2 separate regions of the Homo sapiens genome follow, and region 2 is linked to region 1. Evidence: read pairs that join two places in POLR2A ChIA-PET (ENCODE). Cell type or tissue: OCI-LY7. All regions are shown on one strand.

Region 1 (2,500 bases):
GATAAGATGACTTCCAGGATTATGGTTCTTGCAATTGATGGGATACTTTTGCCCTTCTCTGATGTTGGGAGCAGAACAGAAAGAGTAGAAGTAGAAAAAGAGTATAGATAATAGGCCAGCATGAAGTGTTTTGTGTTTGAGAGTCCTGTAGATCAATAGGTATTTGGATTGATGAGGAGAAATTTCTAAGCTAAAGATAAAGGTTTTTTAGTTATTGGGAAATAGTAGCATGGCAAACAAGAAAGATATTTAGTACCTGAGTCAATGAGCTCATACAGAATGATCAAACCTCTTCTTCATCTTTTTGAATTTTTCTAAAACTGCATATTTAAAAAATGACATCTCTAAGATCATAGAAAATGGTGTAAAAATGTGAGCTTTCCTCACCCCTCTTTTTTGACGTGTCATAGGCAAAATACGTAACATCATCAGTATAATAATCTAGTTCTTACAGGTAAGAAAGTCTGCTTAAATCCATGCGAGACAAGAAATAATTTAAGATTACAAATGGCACGTGTATTCGGCAGAATAATTCCCACCCCCCAAATATGTCCATTTTCTAATCCCTGGAATCTGTGAATATATTACAAGACAAAAGGGACTTTGCAGCTGTAATTAAGGTTAAGGACCTTGAAATGGGGATATTTTCCTAAACAATCCAGGTTGGCCCAGTATAATGACATGACTTCTTAAAAGTTGAGAACATTTCTTGCCTGTATTCAGAGAAAGAGATGTGACGGCAACTAAAGCAGGGTCGGTGGGATGGGACATTAAATCTCAATCCACTGTTGCTGGCTTTGAAAATGGGAGAAGGGAGCCACGAACCAAGGAATGTGAATCCTCTTTGGAAGGTGGAAAAGAATAAGGACATTGAGTTTTTCCTAGTGCCTCCAAAAAGGAAGACAGCCTAGATGACATGTTGATTTTAGCCCAATGAGACACATTTCAAATTTCTGAACTAAAGAAATGTAAGATAAAAATGTGTGTTGTTTAAGCCACTAAATTTTATAGTAATAATTTTATACTATCAATAGAAAATCAATATAGCATGGTATAGAGGTGATGTTATATAGTAAAGAGTATGTTAGATTGTAGGTTACAAAATCTACTTTGGTACATTTCTCCCTTCATTTATCTGACAAACTCATATTTACCAAACAAAATGTAATTCAGGCACCAACCACTCTATAAAGTAGTCCCTGACCCTTGCAAGAAGTACAATTAGTTACATCTCTATACTTTTGTTGTTTGAATATATTTTACATTGTACATATTTGAGACTCTACCTGCCTGTTTGCACATTTGTGATTAATCCTGCAAGTGTAGGTACTTAAAAAATTGTTTGCAATATCCTAATGAGTTAGAAAACTACCTGTTATATAGCATATGCCTGATAAATGCTTTATAATTGAACTACTTATAAATTGTGTGAACTTGAGCAAGTCACTTAATCTCTTCAAACCTCCACTTTCTCACCTGTAAATAACAAAATTGATATTCATAGCTGCTCAGGAGATCAAATGAGATAATATACCTGAAGGGATTAGTGAAAAGGAAAGCACTATACACAATTCATTATTTAAAATATCTGTAAAACCCTTAGCACTGATAAATTTGGATCAGGTATTTATATCACTGCTAATAAATACCTCAGAAGGATTCTTCCTACCCTGTGTAACAGTACCAAAGAATTAAAAAATTATCTAATAGTGGGACTTTTAAAAACACAATATAAGAAAATGTTGAGAACCAATAATAGTTTTCAGCAGTATATTATTTTCATGCATAAAAATCTGGAAAAAAATAATAATAATTCTAAAGGGCTTTGCTGTACAAAGTTAATTTTCTGGAGACAACTTGAGGAGGAAAATGTCCCCAATGGCATGGAAAGAAGCTGTAAAAAGCTGTAATAAGAGTAAATGATCTGGTGCAGATAATTGCAAAGATCAGTGAAGAACAGGAAACACTTTGCTAACTATTAATTTAGACACTACTGTCAACGTTGGTTCACATAACGTTAAGTTCCATCTATTATTCAGGAAATTAGCTATTCTTTTTTAAAGTCCTCTTTTCACCATTTCATATCAATGGATGACAGAACAGAGAATTTTCAAGTGCATTATTGAGAAAAACTTTGAATGCTTTGACCATTGTACTTTTTTAGTAAAAATTATATTCTATGTATTATCCTCAAGTGCCATGGTCATCCAATCACCTAGGGTAGATTCATTTTTGTTCTTGCTTTCTATAACATATACAAAGCCACCTATCTCAAAATAACTAATCTTTCATATTCTTTTACTTTTTACTTTTCATGAGGCATATTTCCATTGGCAGTAATGTTTTCATGTTATTGTTATCTCCTGACTATAAAAATGAAATTATGTGCCAGTGGAGCAAAGTTTTCACTCTGCACATAAAAGTTAATGGTTTTTAAAACTCCATGAACTTCAATCAGATAGTTTTGTAGCTAACATTAAGTTGGCTTTTGGATGGTTGA
Region 2 (2,500 bases), 150 kb after region 1:
GCAGATTCAAAGAAAAACTAGAAAGAGATCAGAATATATTTTATTTGGAAATAAATGAAAACAAACTAAAATGCATTTCAATACCTTTTATTCTGAGTTCATAAAGTGAAACTTTTATAGAAGGCTGTGTTATTGTGGTTTGTTTTTATTTATTTGACTTAATTGCTTACACTTGTAAATGAAAGAATTTGTTGAAATTTTATTATTATGTGCCTTCTAAAGCACTTGGCTTTGTCTAGAGTCTGAGAAAATTATTTAATTCAGTCACATTTTTCTATTGTAGAATCAAAAATTAGAATGTGAAAAGTAAAAAGGGAAGGTAATTTTGATATTTTAACTTTAACTATCTGAGCGTGTTGTTAACTAATATTTGAAAGAGATGATTATAAATTTACTTCCAAGTTGAAAGGTAAATGGAGAACCCGTCTGCCTTGAAACATCCTACACGCTTGTCATTTGTCTTTAATTTCCTTATTAATGATCATAAAATCTCAGGCTATAAGAGATATCACAAGTTATCCCATTAAGCTATCTTTTAAAATGTTGTATTTACAACATCTCTATCAATAGTAGCTCAGTCTAATCTCACATCCTCACTAAGAAAAACAAACTACATTTTGGAGACGGTACCCTCTTTGGACAGTTCTGATTTTAAAAAGTTATTTCTTATATTGAGATGCCATCTTTCTATCTTTAACTTAGACCAATTAATCTTACGTCTTCCAAAATTACACCAGAAATTTTCAAATGTCAACAATTTAAATACTTGTATATGATGCCCTTGGTATACCCTATTCTTGTCTGTAGGTCATACAGAACTTATTCCCTAAAGTTCAAGGTCTGAACTCTCTTCACACAAAAGACTTTGAAGTCTCTTTACATCCAGGCTTTTCTGGATGTGTTTTAATTTGTCTAGTTACCTATCAGTACATTCTCACTGTTAAATCTAAGCAGTCTTTAAAAAGGTGAGCCTGTGTCCATCTTCATTCTAGATTCTATTTATTTAATTGACTAATCCCCACAACCCACATCAGCTTTGGGCACATTCACATCATGTTGTTGATTTCTAAAAATATGACTGTCATCTAATACCTCTAAGCATTTTCACGCATTCTTCCCAGAAGCTATAATTTCTTCATCCTCTGCAGTTGTGTTTCTGTTTTTTGACCCAAGTAGAGGACCTCACATTTGTCCCTGTTAAATTTCATTATGTTATATCAGCTTAAAATGTTCCAGCCTGTCAAGATCTTTTGGAATCTTAATTCTTTCATCCAACACATTCTGTGTCCCTCTCAGCTTCGCCATCTGCAAATCTGACGAGATTTCAGTCGTTACAGTTTTATTCAAGCCACTAATTCTAAAATGAGTGAATAGGATGAGACTAGGGGCATAGCCCTGAGGTTGTCAATAGAAATTTCTCCCCAGATGAATGCATATCTATAAATCAGGTCCTTTAGTTAATGTTCTGTCATGTCTAGTTCACTTAACTGTAAGGACTCTAAATTTATACTTATTCTTTTTATCCATGAAAATGTATGATACACTTCGCTAAATGAATTATAGAAGTATAAATAGTCCATGTCAAATGATTTATCTCCAATATAATAACTCTATCAAAGAAAGATTTGGGGTAACTCTGCTTCATTTGCTTAGTGACCATGCAGTGATCCCTAGTGACTATCACTTCCTATCACTAGCCAGGATTCTAAGATTAGAGAAATCTTTTCAGTTATATTATTTAGTCTTGTGATGAAACTGTAATGGCACTGGGCTGGGCATGGTAGCTCAGGTCCGTAGTCCCAGCACTTTGGGAGGCCAAGGCGGGCAAATCATGTGAGGCCAGGAGTTCGAGACCACCCTGGCCAACATGGTGAAACCCAAGCCCTGAATTTACTAAAACTACAAAAATTAGCAGGGTGTGGTGGCCCACGCCTGTAACCCCAGCTACTTGGGAGGCTGAGGCACAAAAATCGCTTCAAATCAAGAGGCAGAGGTTGCAGTCAGCCAAGATCACGCCACTGCACTCCAGCCTCGGTGACAGAGTGAGACTCTGTCTCACAATAAAAAAAAAAAAAAGAAAAAAAAAAAGAAATTGTAATGACACTAAAAGATGATATGCCAGTAAATAATCTTCACCTTTTTAAAACAGTAAAATCTATTCTTTAATTAAGCTTAAAAATATATGTAATATATGAATAAAATATATGTGTAGATATATATGTATATATACATAAAAACTTTTTTAAAGTAGAATTTTTCGATTGAAATTAGAGTTAGGGGTGCAGTACCAGAGTCTCACTGGTTTGAAGCTCCAGATCCCTGCATCTGTCCATCAGGCTTCCCCATAGAATCCCTCACAAGTCTCAAAAAAAGTTTAAAAAGCACTGCTTTAAGCCATTTTTAGCCATTTTACCAACATGTGAATTAGTTTGTAAGTCAATTATCTAAGAAAGAGCTAGATGTGAGCAGTGCCTTTTAAAAAGTACATTTTGATAAGACA

What was found. ChIA-PET counts read pairs that join two places held together with the same protein. Peaks named below come from ENCODE experiments on the same cell type or tissue, not always from the same donor. Only the 100,000 strongest peaks of a DNase experiment are listed, where the experiment ranks them.
Region 2: POLR2A ChIA-PET joins it to region 1 with 5 read pairs; 2 of 35 experiments call an interaction of 5 or more read pairs at or near these places.

What each region holds. Positions count from the first base shown.
Region 1 is chr9:22,675,461-22,677,960 of GRCh38, reverse strand. The region is part of intron 2 of LINC01239 (long intergenic non-protein coding RNA 1239); the gene reads right to left. The region is part of intron 1 of LOC107987054 (LINE-1 retrotransposable element ORF2 protein-like); the gene reads left to right. Among named protein-coding and RNA genes, the nearest start is that of LINC01239, 31 kb to the right of the region's middle. In OCI-LY7, no CTCF peak of the experiment used is centred here; no DNase peak of the experiment used is centred here.
Region 2 is chr9:22,523,553-22,526,052 of GRCh38, reverse strand. No RefSeq gene overlaps it. Among named protein-coding and RNA genes, the nearest start is that of DMRTA1, 78 kb to the right of the region's middle. In OCI-LY7, no CTCF peak of the experiment used is centred here; no DNase peak of the experiment used is centred here; H3K4me3 peaks cover 1,407 bases; H3K27ac peaks cover 1,699 bases.